Regions from separate parts of the Homo sapiens genome. Here region 2 is linked to region 1. Evidence: chromatin contacts called from ENCODE Hi-C or POLR2A ChIA-PET data. All regions are on one chromosome and are shown on one strand. The core of a region is the stretch at or near the end of the contact, and the rest is flanking DNA. Distances in the headings are between cores, read along the strand shown.

Region 1 (6,565 bases), core at 154-2,653:
GCACAGAGTTAAGAACTTGAAACTGGAAAAGGACTTCTTTATCAGAACCCTTGGTGCCAGGCATTGTTCTAAGCGCTTTACGAAAATTTATTTTTATTTGTTTGTTTGTTTGTTTATTTATTGAGACAGGGTCTCACTCTGTCACCCAGGCTGGAGTGCAGTGGCGCAATCTCAGCTTACTGCAACCTCTACCTCCCGAGTTCAAGCGATTCTCCTGCCTCAGCCACCCAAGCAGCTGGGATTACAGGCGCGCGCCAGCACGCCCGGATAATTTTTGTACTTTTAGTAAAGATGGGGTTTCATTATGTTGGCCAGGCTGGTCTCAAATTCCTAGCCTCAAGTGATCCACCCACCTCGGCCTCTCAAAGTGCTGGGATTATAGGCATAAGCCACTGTGCCTGGCCGCTTTATGAAAATTTTAACTCTAATCCTCGAAGGACCCCTATAGCAAAGACCTACGTGATCCTCATTTTCCAGGTAGGCAGGTGCCTGCAGCACAGACAGCTTAAGTCACTTGCTCAAGGGCACACAGCCAGTAAGTGGCAGGGCTGGGATCTGAACCCCCGTCCTCCTGGCCTCAGATGCTCCTGCTCAAACACCCCTCCTGGGCAACTGTGTAATCCCGGGTGAACAGTGGCTGTGCGCTCCCACGCGCACGCTCCCACGGGAGGCCCGGGACTGAGCGCTCACCTGAACGCGCGCCTCGCTGAGGTTGACGCGCCGGGCAAGCTCCTCGCGCACAAAGGCGTCGGGGTAGTGCGTGCGCTCGAACACGCGCTCCAGCGCCTGCAGTTGGCTGCTGTTGAACGTGGTGCGGTTCCGCCGCTGCTTCTTCTTCCGCTTGGCGGCGCTACCGCGCCCCGGGCTGGGACACTCACCTGCGGAGGTTGGGGGGGCGGGATGGTCAGCAGGACGGCCAGTGGCTACAGTCACAGTTCAGCCCCCAACTCTGCAGTTTGCTCTGAGTGCTTTAGTGCCGCCGCCAGGAATGCGTCCCTTTAATTCACTCCCTCATTCCTTCCTTCTGGCATCCACCCATCCATTCACTCTTCAACACGTATTTACTGAGCACCTGTGTGGCAGGCCCAGTGCTAGACTCCGGGGAGATAACGGAGAACAAAAGCAGCCACACCCCTGCCCTGTGGAAACCCCAGTCTGAGCCAACTGAGATGGGACCACGGCAAGAGCCCTGGGGACAGGTGTCCCTTCCACCAGGGACAAGTGACCTGCTCAAGGAGGGCTCAGGAGACACCTGAGTGTCCCCAGCACCCGGCCCAGGCTGTGGGGCATGGCACATTCTGCATGGACACCTGTTGCTGACATGTAATAATAATAATAATTAATATGTCATAAAGAGCAGTGGGAGTCAAGGCTCAGGACCCACAGATTCTAGGAAGCTCCCAGGAGCCCTAAAGACAGATGTCGTGATCCTCATCATTCCTAAGGAGGAAGAGTCAGAGAGGCTATGGTCTCGGGCCCAAGTTCAAGGTCCCAGTGGAGTCATTGTTGGTGGAAGGATCTGAACCCACCAATCGGGTACGAGAGTCCTCATCTTCTCCTTTTTAGCCAATCAGGCAGCTGTTGAGAGCAGCCTTCCTTTCCAGAGGGCCTACTAGGCCAGAGGCTGTACTGGGGGCCGGGGAGAGACCAACCAGAGGGATCCATCGGCAGGGGAGGCAGGCCCCGAATAAGCTTTGGTGGGGCCGTGGGGTGGGTCAGGGCAGGTGTGGGCCAGGGCACGGGAGGATGCTCAGCTCTGGTGGGGATGAGGAGCTGGCCGGGGAGGCCCCTCAGGAGAGGTGGAGCTTGCAAAGGGTTTGAAGGATCCCCAAGAGTTCTCCAATCAGTTAGAGAGTGAGGGAGGGTGTCCAGCCAAGGCCCAGCAGGGGCGGTGGAGGATCCCAGCAGGGGACCTGACCGAGGGTGGTGCTGGCCTGTGGTACAGAACTAGCAGCTCTGGTAAGGAGGGCCCAGCAGAACCCTGGGGAGGTCCTGGAGTGGCAACCTCTGGGCCCAGCCTGTACCTTGGGGGAGGGGGTGGGGGGGCGTCCAGCTACTATTTCCACATTTAAACCTTATCCAAGGGCACCTCTGACCCTTCATCCTCTAGGGCTCAGCCTATTGTCCACTCCTCCAGGGGGCCCTCCCTGATCACCTGAGTCCACATGGAACCAAACCCCCTTCCCTCCAGCACTTAGAATCAACTAATGCTGCCGGTTCAGCACTTCTTTTGTATCTGATTTTTTCTCATTAAAAATGTGTATTTTAATAACCAAGTAATCACACTGCTTGTCACAGTAACAGATTCAAACAACACAGATGGGTATAAAGTAAAACAAAATACTCTCCCCTCCCCTATCCCACTCCCCACATTTTCTTTCTTTTTTCTTTTTCTTTTTTTTTTTTTTTTTTTGAGGCGGAGTCTTGTTCTGTCCTCCAGGCTGGAGTACAGTGGCATGATCTTGGCTCACTGCAACCTCTGCCTCCCGGGTTCAAGTGATTCTCATGCCTCAGCCTCTCGAGTAGCTGGGATTACAGGCGCCCACCAACATGCCTTGCTAATTTTTGTATTTTTAGTAGAAACAGAGTTTCACCATGTTGGCCAGGCTGGTCTCGAACTCTTGGCCTCGAGCAATCTGCCCGCCTCGCCTCCCAAAGTGCTGGGATTACAGGTGTGAGCCACCATGCCCAGCCCCACTGCCCACATTTTCTAAGATTACAAATACAAGTTTAAAAAATGGCCAGGCGCGGTGGCTCACACCTGTAATCCCATCACTTCGGGACGCTGAGGCAGGTGGATTACTTGAGGCCAGGATTTTGACACCAGCCTGGGCAATATGGTGAAACCCCATCTCTACTAAAAACAAAACAAAACAAAGACAAAGACAAAAGAAATTAGCCAGGCATGGTCACAAGTGTCTGGAATCCCAGTTACTCCAGAGGCTGAGGCACAAGAATCGCTTAAACCCAGGAGGCTGAGGTTGCAGTGAGCCAAGATTATGCCACTGCACTCCAGCCTGGGTGACAGAGCAATACTCTGTCTCAAAAATAAATAAATAAATAAATAAAATTTAAAAATAAAATTAAAAATTGACAAGCACACACTGGGGCTTCAACTTACCTCTTTTTATTTAATAATATTCTGGATACCTTTCCATCTTAGTGAAACAAACCTAACCATCTTTATTGCGATTGTTTTTCCAAAATGTATTTTCCCTCTTGTTCCCTCTCCCCTACCTTCAGGAACCATTTTAAGAGTTAGTTCTTCCTTTATCCCTCCAGCATTGCTTTTTGCAAATATAACAAAATATGTGTAATATTTTCTCCCTTTCTTCTATCAAAAGAAAGCATAGCGGCCAGGCACGGTGGCTCATGCCTGTAATCCCAGCACTTTGGGAGGCCGAGGCAGGTGGATCACCTGAGGTCAGGAGTTCAAGACCAGCCTGGGCAACATGGCAAAACCCAGTCTCTACTAAAAATACAAAAATTAGCCAAGTGTGGTGGTGCATGCCTGTAATCCCAGCTACTCTGGAGGCTGAGGCAGGAGAATCACTTGAACCTGTGGGGTGGAGGTTGCTATGAGCCGGTACCGTACCACTGCACTCCAGCCTGGGCGACAGAGTGAGACTCTTGTCTCAAAAAAAAAAAAAAAAAGAAAGAAAGCATAGTATGTACTGTTCACTTTTTGCCCCACCTAACGATATTTCCCAGGGATTCCCCCATTCAGCACACCGGAGCCCTTCATGTTCCTTTTCACAGCTGCATAGCAGTCTACCATGTGACTCTGCTGTGTTTATTCAACCAGAGCCCTATTGATGGGCATTTGGAGGGTTTCCAATCTCTTGGAACTAGAAGAATGCCACAATGCATAACCTCATGCAAATATGATTTTCTATTTTTGCCAGTGTATATTTAGGACAGATTCCTAGAAGTGGAATTTCTGGGCCAATGAGTGAATGCTAGATGTGGCCAAATTCCCTCGTATAACTGGTCTTATTTTGCATTCCCACCGGCCGGGTTTGGGGCGACGTGTTTTGCCTACAGTTTGGCCAACAGAAGAGCTTTGGATTTTAGTCCATACCTTGTATTTTTGTTTCCCCAGTTACATGTTCCCATTTTACACCCGATGTTCTTTGCACAGTACTGGGCATTTGTTCAGTGAACTGTTACTGAGCTTCTAGAACATGCCAGGCCCAGTGATGGGTACTGCTGAATATCTGCTTTTAATCAGTTCCCAGGTTAGGAGGGTTTACTGACTCTTGAGCAACCAACTGATTTGATGTAAGGTTAAATTGCTCCATGAGACTGTAAATGAGTGTGTGTGTGTGTGTGTGTGTGTGTGTGTGTGTGTGTGTGTGAGAAAGATGTCCCTGAAGCTGGGTTTGGACCACTGCTTCTCAACCGAGGGCAATTTTGCCCCTGTGAGACATTTTTGATCGTTAGGACTGGGGAAGGGGTGCTACTAGGATCTAATGGTAAAGAGGCCAGGAGTGCTGCTAAATATCTTTTTTATTTTTTGAGACAGGGTCTCACTCTGTTGCCCAAGCTGGAGTGCAGTGGCGCAATCGTAACACACTGCAGCCTCGACCTCCTGGGCTCAAGCAATTCCCCCACCTCAGCCTCCCAAGTAGCTGGGACTACAGGTGCCTGCCACCATGCCCAGCTGATTTTTATTTTAATGTAGAGATGAGGTCTTACTATGTTGCCAAGACTGGTCTTAAACTCCTGACCTCAATTCTCCTGCCTCAGCCTCCCAAAGTACTGGGATTACAGGCACGAGCCACCATGCTTGGCCTTGCTAAATATCTTTCAAGACACAGGACAGGCCCCCACGTCAATGAATTATCTTGTCCAAAATGTCAATGGCACTGAGGTTGAGAAACCCTGGTTTAGAGGGATGACTAGGAGGTTATGTTCAGAAGTTTCCCCCTTTGGGAAATACTTGCAAACATACGGGACCAGGCGGGGGCTGTGGGGGCAGTGGGGAGGGAGCACGTGGTGGCCCTGTGGAGCTGGTCTCATTGCCGGGACCGCTTCACTCTTCACTCCTCAAGCAAAGGCGAGGATGGATGAGAATGTCTGCTGCCTGTGAATGTCTTTCCACCCCCACCACCTCGATGAGGAAGAAACTTTAAACCGAAACAAGAGCCCTTGCGCTGAAAACTGGGTGGTGATCAATAGCCTGAAAGCAGGGATGGAAGTTTCTGGAAAGCCAGTCATTGCAGGGGTCATTTCCACCCCCCTTCAGGCAGTTCCTCTTGGGCACACACCCAACACAGGAGGCATTTCAGCCAAAAAAGGAGACATTTTCGGGAAGTTTCTGAGCAATTCAAACCTGGGGGTGTTTAAATGAAAACCATTTTGCAGCCTTCGCCTTGCCGAGTAAGCGCCCGAAGAAACAGCTCCACTTTCATGCCAGTTAAGCTGTGTGGCGACATGGAGCCAAAATCCTCATGCAGAGGCATTTACCCCCACCCCAGCCAGCCCCAGACCGCCCCCAACACTGGCTGGCGTCCTCACTGCTTCCCAAGTCAGCTCTGCCCAGGGTCGTGCCAAGGCAGCTGTGATGGGATGCGCTCAGCCAGAGCCGGTTGGGACAGGAGTGGTGCCAAGTGCTCCACGTGTGGCCACCCACCGTCCCCTGCATCCACCCTAGGAGGCACTGTGCCATTTTATTTTATTTTATTACTTTTTTTTTTTTTTTTTGAGACAGAGTATCGCTCTGTCCCCCAGGCTGGAGTGCAGTGGTGCGATCTCGGCTCACTGCAACCTCTGCCTCCTGGGTTCAAGCGATTCTGCTACCTCAGCCTCCAGAGCAGCTGGGATTATAGGCTGGAGTACAGTGGCACGATCTCGGCTCACTGCAACCTCCGGCTCCTGGGTTCAAGCGATTCTCCTACCTCAGCCTCTCGAGTAGCTGGGATTACAGGCGTCCGCCACATGCCTGGCTAATTTTTTTTGTATTTTTAGTAGAGATGAGGTTTCACCATGTTGGCCAGGCTGGTCTCGAACTCCTGACCTCAGGTGATCCACCTGCCTTGGCCTCCCAAAATGCTGGGATTACAGGCGTGAGCTACCAATGGAATCATTTTACACACACGGAAACTGAAGCTGTGAGAGTGTCTTGCCCAACGTCGTACATCTGGGATTGAAATCGATGTCTGTTGGCCAGGTGCAGTGGCTCATGCCTATAATCCCAGCACTTTGGGAGGTCGAGGCAGGCGGAACACCTGAGGTCAGGAGATCAAGACTAGCCTGGCCAACATGGTGAAACCCCATCTCTACTAAAAATAAATAAATAAATAAATAAATTAGCCAGGCATGGTGGCGGGCACCTGTAATTCCAGCTACTCAGGAGGCCGAGGCAGGAGAATCACTTGAACCCGGCAGGCGGAGGTTGCAGTGAGCTGAGATCACGCCATTGCACTCCAGTCTGGGCAACAAGAGTGAAATTCCGTCTAAAAAAAAAAAAGAAAGAAAAAAAAGGAAGAAATCGATGTCTGCTGGGAGGCCTGGCCAAGCCAAGGCTGCGAACCCCTCTTCACGGGGCCTCCTCCCTCTTCTA
Region 2 (6,500 bases), core at 1,596-4,095, 300 kb before region 1:
GTGTTGGCTATCATTATCCACCTCCACATGTTGCTGGTTGTCATGATATTTCATTGATATCTTTTTTTTCTTTTTTTGAGATAGAGTCTGTCTCTGTCACCCAGGCTGGAGTGCAGTGGCACGGTCTTGGCTCACTGCAACCTCCACCTCCTGGGTTCAAGCAGTTCTTCTGCCTCAGCCTCCCAAGTAGCTGGGATTACAGGCATGTGCCACCACGCCCGGCTAATTTTTGTATTTTTAGTAGAGACAGGGTTTCACCGTGTTGGCCAGGCTGGTCTGGAACTCCTGACCTCAGGTGATCCACCCGCCTAGGCCTCCCAAAGTGCTGGGATTATAGGCGTGAGCCACTGCGCCCGGCCTTCCATTGATATCTTGAATTCCATGTCGAGACTGAATGATCACTTTTTTATTAGGGGTATTGTGGACGTGATCAATGAATTTGGTATAAACTAGACTGTGTGACCTCGAGTCCCTTCAACTCAAGTGTTTCAAGGTAATCTGAGTTCCAGGATCAACTGACACTGAAATAGTGATCCTAGGAGTACTGATTCATAATGAGCAGATAACATGGCAATGCCAATTACAATAGACGATTTCTAAAGTTAGAAACTTTACTTAGAAATTTTATGTTGAGTCCCACACTGTAGCTCAAATAAATGCTAATGTTAACAGGAGGTTTGTAAAGGGTTCAACAATTCAAAAAGTGACACACACCTAGAATCATCAGGCACATTCCTTAAGTTGTGAGGCACTCGGTACATAGATTGAATGTCTTGGGTGTGACTCCATAGGCAAAAATGTCAGGGACTATTTTTTTTTTTGAGATAGAGTCTCGTTCTGTCACCCAGGCTGGAGTGCAGTGGCGCGATCTCCACTCACTGCAACCTCCACCTTCTGGGTTCAAGCAATTCTCCTGCCTCAGTCTCCTGAGTAGCTGGGATTACAGGTGTGCACCACCACGCCCGGCTAATTTTTGTATTTTTAGTAGAGACAGGGTTTCACTATGTTGGCCAGGCTGGTCTCAAACTCCTGACCTCAGGTGATTCACCCACCTCGGCCTCCCAAAGTGCTGGGATTACAAGCGTGAGCCGCCTGGCATCAGGGAGTAGTTTGCTGAACAGAAACCTTTTGGCTAAGGTTTATTGTTTATTTTGTCAGTTTGGCAGATCAGCAAGTGAGTAAGGTAGATAAACAATGTCATTGCAGAAAAATTTTAGGCAGTCAAGTGCTTTATTTGCCAAAAAGATTCAACCACCTGATGGAAATGAAAAACAGGATGATACGATGGCTTCTTCCTTCACTTTCTCACTTTCCTTGGATTATGAAATGCCAGTAATTGAGAAAGCGGAATGAACAGTCATTAGAGATGGAAGAAAACCCTAGAGAGAAGTTGGAAGTAGTTGGGTGGGATAAAGACTTTCTGATAACTTCAAGCAGATCTAGAAATTGGCATTGGATTGTTAGAGAAAAATTGAAAATGTAAAATGTTAGTTGCATGAGTGGGCAACAGATACTCTCCATTAGCAGTGTTCAATTACGTGTCACCAATGTGCAATAGTCTGAGACAGGCAGGGTCTTGCTCTGTCACCCAGGCACTGTCAGAGCTCACTGCAGCCTCAACCTCCTGGCCTCAAGCCATCCTCCCACTTCAGCCTCCCCAGTAGCTAAGACTCAGGTGCACACTACCACGCCCAGCTAATTTTTTAATTTTGTAAATTTCTTATTTATTATTATTTCCTGTTTTTTTGGGGGGGGTAGAGATAGGATCTCACTATGTTGCCCAGGCTAGCCTTGAACTCCTGGCCTCAAGTGATCCTCCTGCCTCAGCCTCCCAAAGTGTTGGGATTACTTACAGGCATGAGCCACTGAGCCTGGCCAAGTTCTGTTTATTTAGATAATATTTGCTTGTAGTATGGACCCCACCCAGCTCACAAGCTTGGGGTGAGGGACCTGGGGGTTAAATGACGGCAAATGTAAGCCAACCTAAAGGTTATATGTATGTTGATTCTTCAGATGTGGCCGAGATCAGGCAAGGCAGCTCACAGGGAGAGTAAAGGGTACTATTTTATACACTAGGTACTTGGTAACCAGTCTGAATTGTGGGCCAGTCCTAGGGACATGGGGCAAAAGTAAAGAAAGGAAAGGAAAAAAGACTAGAGGGAAATGTAGGATACACTCACGTGGATGGAAGATTGAGTCCAGGGAAACTGAGTAAGATGCCAAATGCTCACGATAAAAGGATGACGTTTCCATGGGATCCTGTAGGCATCACCGAGAGGGTACTGTTGGGAGAACACTTAGGAACCCAGATCACCTAACATGGAGTGAGTGGGGCTCAGATCTGAGCAGAAACCCAACAAGGACTTCCCAACTCCAAGTAAAGCTAAATTTAGACAATCCTTTTATGTTGCTGGTCCCTCTTGCAACACAGTCTCCTCCGGCCAGGCTGCCTTCTCCTTCTTTATATGCACCAGCCTTCTTCCACCTCAGGGCTTTGAACTCCTTTATCCCAGCTCTGCCTTGCCCTTGGCCGGGGAAGTCTCTAGCCCTAGGTGCTTCACCTTCAGCTAACCCTATTGTGTGCAATCCCGACCTCCTGGCTCTCTCTAAAGTCAGTTACACACGCCAGTGAGCTCTGAGGGTTCAGCCAAGATTGAATACACTCTGTTAAAGAAGGGGAATTGGGGGAAAAGCCAGATTTTAAAAGCATGATTTATTTCTTACTTGTTTATGTATTTTTGAATAGGCCACACCTGGTGTGTGACTGCCCCAGTCATTAGGGGATTTTTTTTTTTCTTCCCTGGAGGCAACCACCATAACTGGTTTCTTGTGAATTCTTCCAGAGAGCTATCAAGCATTTATGAGTAAATTCCCCCCTCCCTTACAAATGTTAGCATACTAGTCACACTTTTTGGTACCTTTTACCACTTATAATATCTTGGTGGGGGTTTCTTTTCCTTAGCCGCCTCATTCTTCTTAATGTAACTATTAATCCTTCTTCTGTTTTTTGTTTTTGTTTTTTGACAGGGTCTTGCTTTGTTGCCCAGGCTAGTCTCAAACTCCTGGCCTCAAGCAGTCCTCCTGCCTCAGCCTCCTGAAGTGCTGGGATTACACTGGGCAACACGGCCAACCCCTGTCTCTATCAAAACAAAAACAAAAATTAGTTGGGCGTGCTAACGCACACCTGTAGTCCTAGGTACTTGGGAGGGTGAGGTGGGATGATCACCCGAGCCTGAGGAGATCAAGGCGGCAGTGAGCGGTGATTGAGCCACTGCACACCAGCATACTGCACACCAGGCCACAGAGTGAAACCCTGTCTCAAAAAAAAAAAGAGCGAGTGTTGGTATTTGTGTGAAATTTTTATTGAGGATATTAAGACAAAGTGTTGATGTTCTATACTTTGAACCCAAAGCTTTGTAACTCATTTTCTACTTGTAACTATGTAAAATATGCCTGCTTAGTATACCAAACAGTATTCTTAACTGTATTCTTAAGGTCGGGCACGGTGGCTTACCCCTGTAATCCCAGCACTTCGGAAGGCCGAGGTGGGTGGATCACCTGAGGTCAGGAGTTCAAGACCAGCCTGGCCAACATGGTGAAACCCTATCTCTACTAAAAATACAAAAAAATTAACCGGGCATCTTGGCGCGTGCCTGTAATCCCAGCTACTCAGGAGGCTGAGGCAGGAGAATTGCTTGAACCCAGGAGGCAGACATTGCAGTGAGCTGAGATCGCGCCACTACACTCCAGCCTGGTGATAGAGTGAGACTCCGTCTCAAAAAAAAAAAAAAGTTAATTTTATGTTAGATGAATTTCACCTCAAATTAAAAAGAAGAGAAAGAGGCTGGGTGCAATGGCTCACGCCTGTAATCCTAGCACTTTGGGAGGCTGAGGCGGGTGGATCACTTGAGCCCAGGAGTTTGAGACCAGCCTGGCCAACATGGTGAGACCTTGTCTCTACAAAAATACAAGTTAGCCAGGCATGGTAGCCTGCACCTGTGGTCCCAGCTACTTGGGAGGCTTAGGTGGGAGGATCACCTGAGCCCAGGAGGTCAAGGCTGTAGTGAGCCAAGATAGCACCACTACACTCCAGCCTGGGCAACAGAGCAAGACCTTGTTTCAGGAAAAAACAACAGGTTAGTACTGGGCATCTTAGCTATCTCTTAGACGACAAAGGGCTAATTTGGGATGGACACTCCTTGGTGTTTGGAAATTTAAAAGCCAATGCAAATGCTGTATAAAACAATTGATCTTTAACGGTTCAGCGGGATCTATAAATTTTCTCCTGAGTAATGAAAGATTGCTGTGTTTTTTTTTGAAGTCTCCTTAATGATTGTCTGTGTACTTACTCCCTGTTGCAAAACAGGTAATGAGAGTATATTAGGTGCTATTTTAAAATACACCCACAACATTAAACTAAATTCAAATAATTAATTGGAAATTGTTATTTCTGCAAAGTAATTTCCACCAAATCAGTCATTAAGCTATCTACTAAAACCAGTATTTAGTGGCTTTTAGTCAAGTTGGCTAATGGTAGACTTCTCATGGCACGTGGGAGAAGTAAGCTGAAGTAGCAGAAAATGGTATTTGCAGTGAGTGTTCAAGGCGAACTTTTAAAAATACTTTACAGTAATTACAGCATGTGGCTGAAAATAACTATTTGGTTCTTTTTTTAAACCACTATAGTTAGATGGACTATAAACATCATTCAGTTTCCCTGTGTTGTGATTCATTTCCACAAACATGTATTGTGCCAGGCACTGATTTAGGTGCCACAAAAAATAGATAAGAAATGGCTTGACAACTGTCCTTAAGTTTAATAGGCATGAGATTTCTAGATACTGCTCTACTAATGTGTCATTGCCTACAACTCACCTGTTCTGAATGACCACTTTTTTTGTTATCCTATATCAGAAGTACTTGGAAAAAAATAACCAGCAATTTGACGTTTTGGAGAAATGTTTTATTCTCTTCTGTTTTTCACCAACCAAGCAAGCAGCAGTGATGTTTTGTTTTTTTAAAAATCAGAGGCAGGGATCTGAGTATTTCATAGGGATTTCAGTTCGTTTCAGTGATAGAGGATGTTGGCACTAAGTCTAAGTACCACAACCTAACGGGGCCATCTCATTTTACATTCCCCGTTGTTCCTGCAATGGGAACGAAGGCCTGAAAGCTGCCTGCCACATGAGAAAAATGGCAGCTTTTCAAAGTTCTCGAATGTTAACCTCCCTTGAATCTGTTAAGGCATTCAGAGCACAGTGCAAGAAACTTAAGGTTTGAATTGGACTGTGTCTCCGCTGAGTTGGCGTAGCATATTAATTTTCTATTTCTATTGGTAACTTTTGTTGTTGCTAAATTCTTAGTACCTTTTGGTTTTATGTTGATGCGAAGTAGTTTAAGTGTTACAGAAACAGTGGCTTTAAAGTTATGGTATTGCTTTTCTCAAATAGGCAGCACTTAGTAAAACAAAAAGAAAAAAAATTGCCTAATAAGCTGGGCACGCTGGCTCACTCCTGTAATCCCAGCACTTTAGGAGGCCAAGGCGGGTGGATCACTTGAGACCAGGAGTTCGAGACCAGCCTGACCAACATGGTGAAACCCTGTCTCTACTAAAAATACAAAAATTAGCCGGGCGTGGTGGCGGGCGCCTGTAATCCCAGCTACTTGGGAGGCTGAGGCAACAAGAATCACTTGAAACCTGGAGGCAGAGGTAAGCAGTGAGCCAAGGTCGCGCTACAGCACTCCAGCCTGGGCTACAAAGCTAGACTCCATCTCAAAAGAAACGAAAAAGAAAAGTCAAAAGACCATTCTGGAGTCCTCTGATGAAATGAGATCTATGTCGTTGGTATGAAAATGAACATCATTCACATTGTTTCCTAGGCAGAGTCACTGCTTTTGATGCTATTTGTATCATGGTAGCGTTTTGACAGCCAACAGGAATTTCCTTCTTAGTATTCACATTGAGAAATGTGATTAAACATCATTCTGTTGCCTAAAAGGCAAATCAGCAGCTAGAACAGCTTTAAAAGGGACCATGGCAGCCACTCTCAAGTTCTGTAGCCTTTTTTGTTTTGTTTTGTTTTTAATCTAATGAGGTCCTGTGAAAATAGCCCAGTGTTTGCATAGATAAAATAAGCATTGTGGGCCGGGCGCGGTGGCTCACGCCTGTAATCCCAGCACTTTGGGAGGCACTCCAACCTGGGTGATGAAGCGAGACTCCGTTTCAAAAAAATGAAAATAAAAAATAATAAATAAGTAAATAAAATAAGCATTATGCATTTGACCACTTGAAAAAAATGAGGTTTCTCTCTGGCTAGCCATTACTCCAAAGATCAAAACAAACAACAAAACAAGCAAGAGTGGTTATCATTTATTTCTTTCCAGTTAACTATTGCCAAATTTGAATTTATATGGCAGATTTTGGTTCCAGATGGAGCAGTCATGATGATCTGCTTTTGGAAGTTCACTCATTGATTTTTGTAAACTTCAGCAAGTTACAA

Evidence for each region. A loop is a pair of places that touch in the nucleus more often than their neighbours do. ChIA-PET counts read pairs that join two places held with the same protein, here RNA polymerase II (POLR2A). Pooled maps may share reads with other maps.
Region 2: a loop to region 1 is called in a map of ascending aorta, with 2.3 times the contacts of the local background. The contact joins the enhancer-like site here to the promoter of PRRX2-AS1 in region 1. A Hi-C loop is called at or near these places in 1 of 168 maps with a recorded cell type or tissue (ascending aorta) and 1 of 50 pooled maps. POLR2A ChIA-PET finds 5 or more read pairs at or near these places in 1 of 52 experiments (activated T-cell).

The regions. Positions count from the first base shown.
Region 1 is chr9:129,713,544-129,720,108 of GRCh38, reverse strand. PRRX2-AS1 (PRRX2 antisense RNA 1) reads left to right here and starts at 1,403. Exons shown (of 2, transcript NR_132102.1): 1 at 1,403-1,536. PRRX2 (paired related homeobox 2) reads right to left here. Exons shown (of 4, transcript NM_016307.4): 2 at 691-878.
Region 2 is chr9:130,019,501-130,026,000 of GRCh38, reverse strand. All of the region lies in intron 1 of FNBP1 (formin binding protein 1), which reads left to right. Among named protein-coding and RNA genes, the nearest start is that of FNBP1, 20 kb to the left of the region's middle. RefSeq lists a silencer at 1,830-1,980 and an enhancer at 3,316-3,435. Within about 2 kb of position 2,845, at least 16 of the 41 ENCODE cell types and tissues checked have a DNase peak (open chromatin) inside an H3K27ac peak, as active enhancers do; they include ascending aorta, where a contact is called at or near this core.